3 separate regions of the Homo sapiens genome follow, and regions 1 and 3 are each linked to region 2. The links are chromatin contacts, found by Hi-C or POLR2A ChIA-PET in ENCODE. All regions are on one chromosome and are shown on one strand. The core of a region is the stretch at or near the end of the contact, and the rest is flanking DNA. Distances in the headings are between cores, read along the strand shown. Region 1 overlaps STX11 (syntaxin 11). Region 2 has its middle 23 kb from the start of PHACTR2-AS1. Region 3 overlaps UTRN (utrophin).

Region 1 (4,172 bases), core at 705-3,204, 620 kb before region 2:
CCAACTAAAAAGTAGTCGTAGATCAAATTTCTTACACATTTACCCCAATTGAAACTGTTCCATGTAGCAACTGTGCTCTTTTTAAGCTATATAGGCTGGGCATGGTGGTTCACACCTGTAATCCCAGCACTTTGGGAGGCCGAGGCAGGCGGATCACCTGAGGTCAGGAGTTTGAGACTAGCCTGGCCAACATGGTGAAACCGCAACTCTACTAAAAATAAAAAAAAAATTACCCAGGCATAGTGGCAGGTGCCTGTAATCCCAGCTACTTGGGATGCTGAAGCAGGAGAATCACTTGTACCCATGAGATGGAGGTTGCAGTGAGCCGAGATTGTGCCACTGCACTCCAGCCTAGGCAATAAGAGCAAAACTCTGTCTCAAAAAATGAAAAATAAAATAAAATAAAGCTATATAGAATCAACATCTACAGGTATTGAAAAAAATCTTAAACATCTTTTAATACCAACAGAATTTTAATTTTCCCTCATATGTGAGCTTCTAATTTGGATAAAAGAGATGCTGCATGTTTGCAGTGATACTGGTAATGTTTATCATGGGAATCAGTAGATATCTTTTTATATGTCCAAAACTGCAGAAAATTCTGTAGCTAAAGAATAATGTAATTTGTTCTCTTGTGAATAGACTATCAGTATCCATGCAGAATCATTCCCAGAAATCATGAAATGCATACAATTTTAAGTACCGTTAACTTTCACTTTTACTTATGTTGAGTATTCTTTATCATTTGATTTTAACATAATATTAAAATACCTCAATTCTATTAGCTAAAATATACACAACAGCATAGAAATAATGGCATCCATTAGCTTTATTTTATTTTTATAAACCAAGTTGGGAAGGCTTTTAACGAGATTTTAAGTAATATTCACAAGGCAGACTATGTGATTGATATTCTTATCCACATCTTTCAGGACACATGTTTGCACAGGCTACTCTGACAGGGACTTTCATGTGTTTATTCAACAAGTATTTATTGAGTATTTATGTGCCAGGCATGATATGATGAGGTCAGCTTGGTGAGCAAAACATAGGTGGTCCCAGTCCTTTTAAAGTATATTTTCTAGATAAGCAAAAAACAAAACTAACAAAAAAACTTAACATAAACCTTTTTATGAGAGAGAGAGAGACAAGGTCTTGCTCTGTTACCCAGGCTTGAGTGCAGTGGCACAATCATAGCTTTCTGCAGCCTCCATCCACTGGGCTCAAGCAATCCTCCCACCTCAGCCTCCTGGGTACTGGGACTACAAGCCATGTGCCACCACCCAGCTAATTTTTAAATTTTGGGGCCAGGCACAGTGGCTCACACCTGTAATACCAGCACTTTGGGAGGCTGAGGAGGGTGCATCACCTGAGGTCAGGAGTTCAAGACCAGCCTGGCCAACATGGAGAAACCCTGTCTCTACTAAGAAAAAAAATACAAAAATTAGCCAGGTGTGGTGGCAGGTGCCTGTTATCTCAGCTACTTGGGAGGCAGAGGCAGGGAGAATCACTTGAGCCCAGGAAGCAGAGGTTGCAGTGAGCTGAGATTGCGCCACTGCACTCCAGCCTGGATGACAGAGTAAGACTCTGTCTCAAAAAACAAAAATTAAAAAAAAAATTTTAAAAATAAAAAATTTTGTAGAGATGGTGTCTCACCATGGGCTAAGTTTTAAAATTTTTGTAGAGATGGGGTCTCGCTATGCTGCCTAAGATAGTCTCAAACTCATGGGCTCAAGCAATCCTCCTGCCTTGGCCTCCCAAAGTGCTGGAATTACAGGCATAAGCCATGACGCCTAGCCCATAAAGCATTTTTAAAAAAATAAATTAAAATGTTATAAATTTGACAGAAGGTAAGACTGATGAGATATTTTAAATGTAGACACAGTTGAAACCAAAACTGACTTACGCAACTTCCCCATTATCGACTATCTGACAGAGGTTCACAACACATTTAAAGACGGAACTATGAAGATCGTGGGAGAAATTCATCTTCAGTTTTCTATGTATTTACAATGAATTTATTAATTTCAATCACTGGTTTCAACTACGACACAAAGAATAGCTTAGTGTTTAAATAAGGATGCAGAATCGAATAAGCCTGTATGGGACTCCTAGCACTGAGCAAACTAGAATAAGACAATGAACCTCAAAAGGTATTTACACACAGTGAATGAATTCCCAACAAATGCAGGTATTTTCTTAGATAATACTTATGTTGTCACTCATGTTGGTAAACATACACACTTTCTATGAATATCAACAAGAAGATTTATAAATGATAGTTGAGTAATTTTTTACTTACTGCTCTTAGCCTGTCTTGGCCTACACAAACTCCACCATGGCAAACCACCTTATCCTGCCTTTCTTCTGGAGATGCCCTCCAACCAGAGATGTCCCTCAACCTTTCCCATCCCCTATCCAAATTCAAATTTGTCCATCAAAACATCCCATGCCTATGATCCATCCTCTATGTTTTAGGGCAGTAAACAACTGTTCTGATGAATGTATCTGCTTGTAAGTGCTAATAGCTTAATATACTGCTCCATCAAGAAAGCATATTTGCATTTTTGAAGACGCCTTCCACATTCTGGATAAAATAGCAAATTGAACATTACTTTTGCTCCCTTCCAAAACTCCACTAAAGGAACTTTCTAAAGGCATAAGCCAACTAGGATAAAGAATAAGAGAGAAGAAAACAGCAACACAATGTTGGAAATTATGAAGCAAATGGATAAATGATAATTGGTCTAGTAGATTTAAGAAAGTTAAATCCTCAGTGAACAATGGAGAAGTCCAAGAAGCAACCGAAGTTACACCATCAAATAAATTTCTAAAGACTCAGAACTCATAATAAAAGGCCGAGTATCTACGGGAAAGGGCGTGATGGTGGGGTAATAACAAGTTGGGTTTGGTCAGAAGCTTTTTAAAGAAGTGGGAGGGCCCTCCATCCTCTGTTCCACCCTGGCAGAAGAGTAGACAGATGACAGATTAGACTCTGAACAGGGTAAAAGAGAATCTAGAGTGCGGTAGAGGTAGCCAACTGAAAAGAGGAGGATTCAGTGAATATTTTTACATGGAATGTTGCACCTTCAAACCCTCCTCCTTCACCTACTTACCAGCACACTGAGCTATATCTTACAGGCAGAAAAATAGAAGATCTTTTTCTATAAAGAGAAAGAAAGAAAAAAGAGTTGAAAAAATAACAGAGTAAAGATAAGGAGCTTAGAGGTCCAGCCCCTTACATTCAAATTCCAAATAATAGGAATTTCAGAGAGAAAACATCCTACGAATGAAAATATGTATTGTGTTTGTGCTGCTGTTAACAGTGGTGGGTGCACGTATCTAGATGTCAACAGAAATACAAACTATCCATAGCACTTGAAGTTCCAGCAAAAGGCAGTTAATAACTTAAGAAATTTTCCGGCCGGGTGCGGTGGCTCATGCCTATAATCCCAGCACTTCGGGAGGCTGAGGTGGGTGGATCACCTGAGGTCAGGAGTTTGAGACCAGCCTGATCAACATGGTGAAAGCTCGTCTCTACTAAAAATACAAAAATTAGCTGGACGTGGTGGCGGGCGCCTGTAATCCTAGCTACTAGGGAGGCTGAGGCATGAGAATTGCTTGAACCTGGGAGGCGGGGGTTGCAGTGAGCTGAGATCATGCCACTGCACTCCAGCGTGGGCGACAGTGAGACTTTGTCTCAAAGGAGAAAAAAAGAAAATTTCCAATTAAAGAATCCAAAAATATGCTGACTAAACAGGATTTTCCTCCACTAACTGTTAATGTTTTCAGATGAAGTGACACTATTATAATTTTGATTCCTTAAGGAATACGTTTCATCCTCTAACGAGTTTACTTTCAAAAAGAGAAAATACTCCATTCTGCCATCATTGCTTCTTATTTAAAAATTCAAATTCTTCATGAAAATATAATAAATGGAGCTCATTTACAGTTAATTAAGTATTCAACTGGATTTACCGTGGCTAAAATCATTACCTACACTTCAGCAATGAACCAAGTTCAACCTATACAAAATGAAAAGTGCAAGAACAGATGTCTAGAATTATTTCTTTACCATTCATATGCTCCTTTTATATAATATTTATGGTAAAAGCAAGACAAAAAATGAGAACATGAATCAAGTTATACTTGAGATAAACCAAGGAATATGC
Region 2 (4,383 bases), core at 750-3,249:
TCCAGCCTCCAGAACTGTGAGACATAATAAGAGAAATAAACTTCTCTTATTTATAAGCCAACCAGTCTATGACAGTTTGTTATAGTAGGCCAAAATAAGATAGATAGATGATACACATGATGATGATGATGAAGATAGATAGATTAATAGATGATGGATGATGAATGGATAGATGGATAGATAGATGATAGATAGATAGATAGATACATACGTACATACATACATACATAGATACAGCGGGCAAGAGAGAGTTAGATCAATCCCTGGAAACAAAAAGAGAGTGCCCTCCTTGATCACAACCAATGTATCAATGTATCAGTTCCTGGCCGCAAGGTATCATGAAGCCACACTCTCCTTCCCGGTTAATGGCTGCTCTTGTTAACAAATAGACAAACAAACCCCTTTTCCTTCATTCGAAGAAGGGAGTCTCTATTGCTAACTATAGAAATTTGTTCATTTTGTTCAAACCCTTGCTATTACTTAGTAATCCTCTCATTCATATCTGATTGGGTCCCTTCTACAAATGTCACAGTGGCTGTTTCAAAGCTCCTTTACTTTCTAGATCTCACAGTCACTGTGTTAACAGTTCCAACTGATCTGCTTGGTTAGCACATATGACCTTGTGTGGTTATATATTTTGGAGGTACGCAGTGTTACTATAAAGTAATGTGAATGACTTAGCTGTCCAAATGATTGTTATTCCCACCAAAATAATCATGCTGGGAGACAATAAATGTATTCCTACTATGTGGCCACTGTTACTGCCATTTATGGAATGCTTTTTCAAATCTTCCTCAGTGACAGTACATCTATGTCACTCAAATGTAGACATGATTTTTAGAAAGAGCTACAATTGAGGTATAGTTAGGGCAAGAGGATAAAAATATGGGTCACATATTTTAGTCACAAAACTTTTGTTGAACACTGTTTTGCCTAATAAGATTATAATGGGAATGAGTACATACTCTTCCAATATGACAACTCTAAAAGATAACACTCATTTGAAGACATAAATTCTATAACACTTACTAACCATAAGCCATATTCTTTTTTTTTTTTAGATGGGGTCACACTTTGTTACCCAGGCTGGAGTGCAGTGCCACAATCACAGCTCACTGCAGCATCGAACTGCTGGATTCAAGCAATCTTTCCACTTCAGCCTCCTGAGTAGCAAGGACTACAGGTGCGCACCAGTTCACCTGGCTAATTTTTTATTTTTTATTTTTTTTTTTTTTGAGATGGGGTCTCACTATGTTGCCCAGGCTTGTCTCAAGCTCCTGGACTCAAGCAATCCTTCTGCCTCCACCTCCCAAAATGTTGGGATTACATGTGTAAGCCACTGCGCCCAGGCTAAATCACATTCTTTATCATTATCACACCTTTCTGTCTTGTTCTCCAAACATCTGGAGTAAAAATCAAAGATTTATAATGACCAGTAGTTTGGAGAAAAGGGGTTTAATATGTTTGTTCTTGATATTTAGGCTACTTGAAGATTATTTAATAGAAATTATACCTCCAAAGAAGATATGCCAAACATTCAGGTAGGTGAAAATATACATAAAACAAAAAAGATCATAAATCAACATTGATGACCTGACTAATGACCATTAATTATTATGTCACATGCTTACAGTATGTGAGTTATGGACCCAAAATCAAAGCATTGTACCTCTGACATTCTTGCCCTAGCCACAGTCCAAAGTTCTAGAGAGAGATAACATGTTTTTTTTTTTTTTTAAGTCACAAGTTTCTTCCTGTTACGAGGGATAAGCAATAGCTACTCTTTCTCAAGACTTCACAGAGGTATCAAGAAACTGCAAAGTAAGGCATATAAATGTCAAATTTTAGCCAACAGGTCACAAAATAAGTTAGAGCTCAGAAATCTTTCTAAGGCACGCTGCTGCAACCTACTTCTCTGTGCAAATTTCAGCAAGTGTGATCAAAGATAATGAGTCACTCAGCATGGTATTTTAAAAACACTAAAGCTGCTTCAATGTTTTTTCCTGAGTTTCACTGTAACCGAAACTACACTTGTACCTTGAGACAAGATATGGTTCTTGGGCATGAATTAAACACATGATTCTAAAACTGAGTTGTTTTAGATTAAAAGAATCCACCTAAGTAATGATCACCGAAATGTGCTAGCCTGAAAACACGGCAGAACACTCCATCACGAGTAAGTCAAATTTGTTCTTTATGCTAGAAATGTGGTGTTGAATGCACCTTAAAGTAGACGACCATTGACTGGGGCCTTAAAAATACTTTTTGATAGAAAGTGATATTTATTCTGATGATCTCTTTCATAATTCAGAGTAAAACATAATGCGATTTTCCCTCTGTTGGTGGAGATAAACATGAGTTGTTTCTATGAGGGGTGATAGATATGTACTAGGGTGGGGTAGGGTAAGAAAAGAGTATGCATTTTGAAGTCATGAAGATTTGAGTCTTGGTTCTATTCCTTCCCTGCTGCCTGAGGGACTTGGGTGGATTACTCCACTCTTCTGAAACCAGGTTCCTTACCTGAAAAAAGGAGCTGATACACTGTTCTCTCACAGGGTTGCTATAGAGTGTGATCATGTGGGGAAATAATGCAGGATTGGGCTAGCATGAGTGCACTTCCTTCTGCCTTCGTTTGCCTACACTCTTGCATCCAATACCCAGCACCAACATTCCCAGGAGGCTGCAGAGTCCCCGTGGCTGGGGTTCCATCACCACTAGCCTCAGGCTGAACTGACACTTATGACTTCCTTTTCACTCTTCACTTCCATAGGTGTTGCCAAGTGAGGTTTACACACTAACCCCAAGGAAGTTCTAATGATCTCATGGGTAGCTGTATAAAAAACAAAAACAGGCCAGGAGCAGTGGCTTATGCTTGTAATCCCAGCACTTTGGGAGGCCTAGGTGGGTGGCTCACTTGAGGTCAGGAGTTCGAGACCATCCTGGCCAACATAGTGAAACCCCATCTCTACCCAAAAATACAACAATTAGCCAGGCATGATGGCACATGCCTGTAGTCCCAGCTATTCAGGAGGCTGGGGTGGGAGAATCGCTTGAACATGGGAGGCAGAGGTTGTAGTGAGCTGAGATGGCACCACTGCATTCCAGCCTGGGTGACAGAGTGAGACCTGTCTCAAAGAAAAAAAAAAAACAAAAATCTCTCATTATTTTTAAATTTTGGAAATCCCCATTTTTACCCAATCTTCTATTTACACATTTTTAAAAAATCGTTTTAGGCTAGTTTTTGATTTATAGATACTTAATGTCAAAAGAACTATTTTTAAGGTAATTCATGCATTAATTCTACAAGTATCTACTGAGCACCTAGTGTGTACCAGGCTCTCTAGTAGGTACTGAGAATGCAAAAATAAATAAAATATGCTTTCCATCTTCAATGATTTTATGGTGCAGGGAAGGAGAAAAATCCATGCATCATTTGAATGCAGCACAGTAAGCCTTACAATGGAAGCATGCGAAGGTGCCACCACTTACACAGTACTTTAAAGTTCAAAAGCACTTTTCACACATTTCAGCCTCACAATAATCCTATGAGCTATGTGTTACTGTTACTAATTATTTTCAGGTCAGATATAAGGAAACCTAGCATAGGGAGGTGACTTAAACCTAGCATAGGGAGGTGGCAGGTGTCAATCTGTCCTAAGATTACACAGATAATAACCAGATTCTGTGTATGGGGGAGAAAGGTGTGATACCTTTTCTCACCTATCGTAAGGGTCATGGCAACACTCCTGTAACACAAGACAGGTTAACAAGAGGAAAGCCTAACAAACTTCTTGAATCAAAGTTTTATTTGATATGGGAGCCTGCCCGCCTTCCTTCCTTCCCACTCCCTCCCTCCCTCCCTCCTGGAATGAAGGTCTTATGACCTACTATCACACAAGGCAGGTCAAAGAATTTCTTTACGGCTAGTTCCTACACAAAAAGGCAGGGCAAGTTTAGAGTAACATTCCTAGTTTCTACAACCCACCTCAGGGAAGAGGAATTCTAGTCTCTGTGGCCTGCATTTTGGGAGAAAGGGGAACAGAAGATAGGAGGTCAAGAGAAGGGCAAGAGAAGGTCAGAGAGAGGCTTTACTTCTGAGGCCCTTCCAATGTCCTTCAGTTAGAAATACTCAGCACATCAAAGCACCACGCTTTGCGGTATTGTTTTCTGAGCCCTGACAGTCCCAATCTCAGTTGTCTGTGCTCTTTCTACCATTGTCTCTGTCTTTCAGTGTTCATGTCAGAATATACTCAGAATATATCCATATCAAACTTGCAAATGCCTAAATTGTGTCTCCCAGGAAAAAGGCAAACACAGCAACCTCCCATACTCAGTCTCTGCCCAGCTCTCTACTCTCCCTTCTCTCCCAAAAGAACCCTGCTC
Region 3 (4,093 bases), core at 10-2,509, 800 kb before region 2:
CCTCCACCTCCCAGGTTCAAGTGATTCTCCTGCCTCAGCCTCCCAAGTAGCTGGGATTACAGGCACGTGCCACCACGCCCGACTAATTTTTGTATTTTTAGTAGAGACAAGGTTTTACCATGTTGGCCAGGCTGGTCTAGAACTCCTGACCTCAGGTGATCCGCCTGCCTTGGCCTCCTAAAGTGCTGGGATTACAGGCGTGAGCCACCGCCCCCGGCCAAAGCCTGCTTATTATTTAAAGGTTTGTTTGTACTTTTCTTCTAGCTGTCTTCTGATTTCAATCATTAAGGTTACCCTAGACCCTTTGTAGCAAGACCCTTTGATGAAGACTAGCTGACCACAGAGACTCTTAATGGTGGGGAAAGAGAGAGGATTTAGTGACAATCAAAGGAAATCTTCGAAAGGCCACAAGCCTGCAATTGCTGCCCCTATGCAGGTTTTTGAGACAAGGTATCCCTCTGTTGTCCAAACTGGAATGCAGCGGCATGATCGTGGCTCACTAGTCTCAAACTCCTAGGTTCAAGCTATCCTCCCACCTCAGTCTCCTAAGTAGCTGGGACCACAGGCACATGCCACCATGCCTGGCTGATTTTTAAATTTTTTGTAGAGATGGAATCTCCCTGTGTTGCCCAGAGTGGTCTCGAACTCCAGGCCTCAAGTGATCCTCATGCCGCAGCCTCCCAAAGTGCTTGGATTACAGGTATGAGCCATTGTGCCTGGCCCGCGTGGAGTTTTAATTCAGGTCCCTGAGAGGTATTTTGATGTTGTGTTGGGATCACATGGTTATTTAAGAAAGAAGTAACAGTTAATGATGAGAATTGTAGCACACCAGTCTCCTATGCCACTTGTTCAAGAAACCCAATTCACTAAGAAAATATGGGCTGCTCCAATCATTTTGGTTTGAATTTGCTCTGCAGAGACAACGCTACAACCCCTTACCACCTCATTCACTGAAGCTAAGAAGGAAAACATTAAGAGGGAAAGAGTAATTCCACAAGAAAGGAAAACATTGAAAAAGAAAACCAACCAGTCTCAAAGTTTTTTCATAGTGACAACATTCATGCATGATATGTATGATCGAATAAAACACATCACTTGGGGTTTTTCCCCTCCAAAAGCTCATACAACCAGTACACACATGTATACATTAAACAAGATATGAACATCTAAACTGATCAGAAAAACTAAGTCACCCCGGAAGTAAACTTCAGCGAGAGAAAAGTGCACGACACTTTCCCTGCATGAAGTTATGCATATGCATGTCTCATAGACAAGCCTGCACTGAAACAGAAACCCCAGCACTCATACTGTCCCCCAAAGTACAAACGTTTTATTCTCCCCTTTCTCAGGTCAAAACTAAATATTTCAAGAAGTAAAATGCCTTTTTAGCCAACAGAGTAAATCAAATACAATATGGGATGAGGTCTACCAATACTCAACACCACAAAGGAGGCTTCTTCTCTAGATGGCAGTAAACAGCACAGAGTAAGCTATTTTGAAAATACAGGGAGGTAAAGTGAAGCATATTTGCTACCACAAATATAGGGATCCTGGAAGGCTTCTTCCAAAGAAACTAATAACTCTGGTGAATTATCACTTCCTGAAGAGAAGTGTGAAGCAGACAGCGTTGGTCTCTACTCTTGAGGGTCCACAACAGACGTGGCAGCAGGAAAGACAGGCTGTCTGTTCCCGTCACCAGCCTGGTCCTAAGCTTTGTTACTTAACAAAACTGAATGAAAGAACCCTGTCTTCATAGACGTTTCTTAAGAAAACCTCACTGGCTGGGAGTCGTGCAAGTTGACAAACTTACCTGGTAATCGCTTGCAAGCCTGGAGAGCTACATGCCCTGGCAAATCCAATCTGCACTTTTTCCAATGAAACGTGGTGGCTGCCAGGCCGCTCATCACCTACATCTGCTTAGATGATGAGGAAAAAGATGTGGAGGAAGTGGACAACAAAAGCAGCCTTCGAACTGCACACTGGGATGTCCTGTGTTATTTTGGGTTTTTTTTTTTTTTTTTTTTGGTGGCTTTTATTTTTCCCATGAGAGGATCTGACTAAACCTAACCCCACCTCCTCTAAACACCAGAGAGGAAGTTACACTTTGTAGTCAGTGAAAACTCCTTAGGCAGGTTTTTTGTTTTTTTAATAGTCACAACTAAGGGCCTCTATTCATGTTCCTATGACAGAGATTATAACTTTGCTTCCTGTTTTGACAGTATCAGCTGGGAAGGGGCACTCCACCCACCTCCCTACCCACTGCGTAGATAAATAAAGATGTTAGAAGGCGTTTGCCCTGGGTATACAACTGGCCTTAGGAGTTTCGTTACATATTAACTATACTTCAAAGAATAAATTGGACTTATTATTTCACTATAGTAGTTATACACACCTTGGGGAAGTAAAACTGAAAAGGATTTCTTCTTCATCCCTTAGAATTCGCTACTAGGGAAAAAATAAACTTAACCATATGCAGCTATAAGAGAAGAGGCCACCATTTAGACAAATTTTTCCAGCCTATTCTCTTTTGTGGTCACCTTGCTCTCTTTATTATCATTATTTTTTTTTCACTCGTCACCCAGGCTGGAGTGCAATGGCATGATCTCAGCTCACTGCAACCTCCGCCTCCTGGGTTCAAGTCATTCTTGTGCCTCAGCCTCCCAAGTAGCTGGGATTACAGGTGCCCACCACCATGCCCGGCTATTGTGTGTGTGTGTGTGTGTGTGTGTGTGTGTGTGTGTGTGTGTGTGTTTAGTAGAGACGGGATTTCACCATGTTGGTCAGGCTGGTCTCGAACTCCTGCTGTCACTTCTGCATGTGTCCACCACATACATGCAAAAAGCAAGGAAAATCATTATTCATATGATCACATCTACTTTCTAGTCCTTCTCTCATTCTTTTTCTTGCTTGTTGTGAAATAGAAATCTTCTACTTATTAGCAAAGACTTTTCATAGAATATGTATCTTTGTCAGGATACACACAGGTTTGAATTCAAAGGTGTCTCTCATCCTGCTACTGTACTATGATACAGAAAAGAGAAACTAACAGTACCTCCCCTATGCTCCTCCTCCTCATCTCTGCATTTTCCTTAGACTAGTAGCTGTATGACTCTGGCAAAATACTCTCTCTCTCTCTCTAAGCCTCAGTCTCCAAATCTGTAAAATGGACGGGCTGACTTCACCTGTCTTCTAGGACTGTCACAGGGAGGGAGACCGGGAAAAGCACAGTGATACAGATGATGTCCCATAGTCAATACCCATTGATCTTTTTTTGCATCAAACTTTATTGATATATAATTCATATATTATACAATTAGCTCATTTACACTGTATAATTTAATGATTTTTAGTATTGTCAAAGAATTCTACAACCATCACCACAATCGACCCCCATCCCTTAGCCCAAGGCAACCACTAAAATCTACTTCCAGTCTCTATAGAGTTACCTATTCTGTACATTTCATATAAAAGAAATCATACAGTATATGGTTTTTTGTGACTAGCTTATTTCACTTAGCATAATGCTTTTGAAGTCCATGCATGTTGTATTATGTATGGGTATTTCATTTATTTTTAAAATATTCCATTGTATTGATAGACCATATTTTATTATGTATTTATCAGTTCATGAACATTTGGGTTGTTTTTATCTTTCAGCTAATATCAATAATTCTGCTATGAGCATTTGTGTACACGTTTTTGATGTGGGCATACATTTTCATGTCTCTTGGGTGTGGCGGGTGTGTGTGTGTGTGTGTGTGTGTGTGTGTGTATGTGTGTACCCAGAAGTAGAATTGCTGAGTCATATGGCAACCCTATGCTTAACCTTTGGAAGAACTGCCAGACAGCTTTCCAAAGTTGCATCCTTTTACATTCCCACTAGCAGTGTATGTGGATACCCATTTCTCCACATCCTCACCAATATTTGTTATTATTTGTCTTTTTTATTATTGCCATCCTGCTGGGTATGAAGTGACATTTCACTGTGGTTTGATTTGCATTTCCTTAATGGCTATCGAAACCCATCTTTTATCCATAGCCCAAAAATGTCATTTCTAGAATCAGGACTAAATATTCAAAATACAGAACAGCC

What was found. Hi-C counts contacts between places; a loop is a spot of excess contacts on that map. ChIA-PET counts read pairs that join two places held with the same protein, here RNA polymerase II (POLR2A). Pooled maps may share reads with other maps.
Region 1: POLR2A ChIA-PET joins it to region 2 with 11 read pairs in activated CD4-positive, alpha-beta T cell. The contact joins two enhancer-like sites. A Hi-C loop is called at or near these places in 1 of 168 maps with a recorded cell type or tissue (naive thymus-derived CD4-positive, alpha-beta T cell) and 10 of 50 pooled maps. POLR2A ChIA-PET finds 5 or more read pairs at or near these places in 1 of 52 experiments (activated CD4-positive, alpha-beta T cell).
Region 3: a map of naive thymus-derived CD4-positive, alpha-beta T cell shows a loop between it and region 2 (2.2-fold over the local background). The contact joins two enhancer-like sites. A Hi-C loop is called at or near these places in 1 of 168 maps with a recorded cell type or tissue (naive thymus-derived CD4-positive, alpha-beta T cell), 1 of 37 single-sample maps with no recorded cell type and 7 of 50 pooled maps. POLR2A ChIA-PET finds 5 or more read pairs at or near these places in 1 of 52 experiments (naive thymus-derived CD8-positive, alpha-beta T cell).

What each region holds. Positions count from the first base shown.
Region 1 is chr6:144,160,918-144,165,089 of GRCh38, reverse strand. All of the region lies in intron 1 of STX11 (syntaxin 11), which reads right to left. Among named protein-coding and RNA genes, the nearest start is that of STX11, 12 kb to the right of the region's middle. Within about 2 kb of position 1,954, at least 3 of the 41 ENCODE cell types and tissues checked have a DNase peak (open chromatin) inside an H3K27ac peak, as active enhancers do.
Region 2 is chr6:143,543,712-143,548,094 of GRCh38, reverse strand. It overlaps a transcript of PHACTR2 not described here. Among named protein-coding and RNA genes, the nearest start is that of PHACTR2-AS1, 23 kb to the left of the region's middle. Within about 2 kb of position 1,999, at least 3 of the 41 ENCODE cell types and tissues checked have a DNase peak (open chromatin) inside an H3K27ac peak, as active enhancers do.
Region 3 is chr6:144,342,022-144,346,114 of GRCh38, reverse strand. All of the region lies in intron 2 of UTRN (utrophin), which reads right to left. Among named protein-coding and RNA genes, the nearest start is that of UTRN, 59 kb to the right of the region's middle. RefSeq lists enhancers at 80-580, 581-1,081, 3,935-3,994, 4,015-4,093. Within about 2 kb of position 1,259, at least 18 of the 41 ENCODE cell types and tissues checked have a DNase peak (open chromatin) inside an H3K27ac peak, as active enhancers do.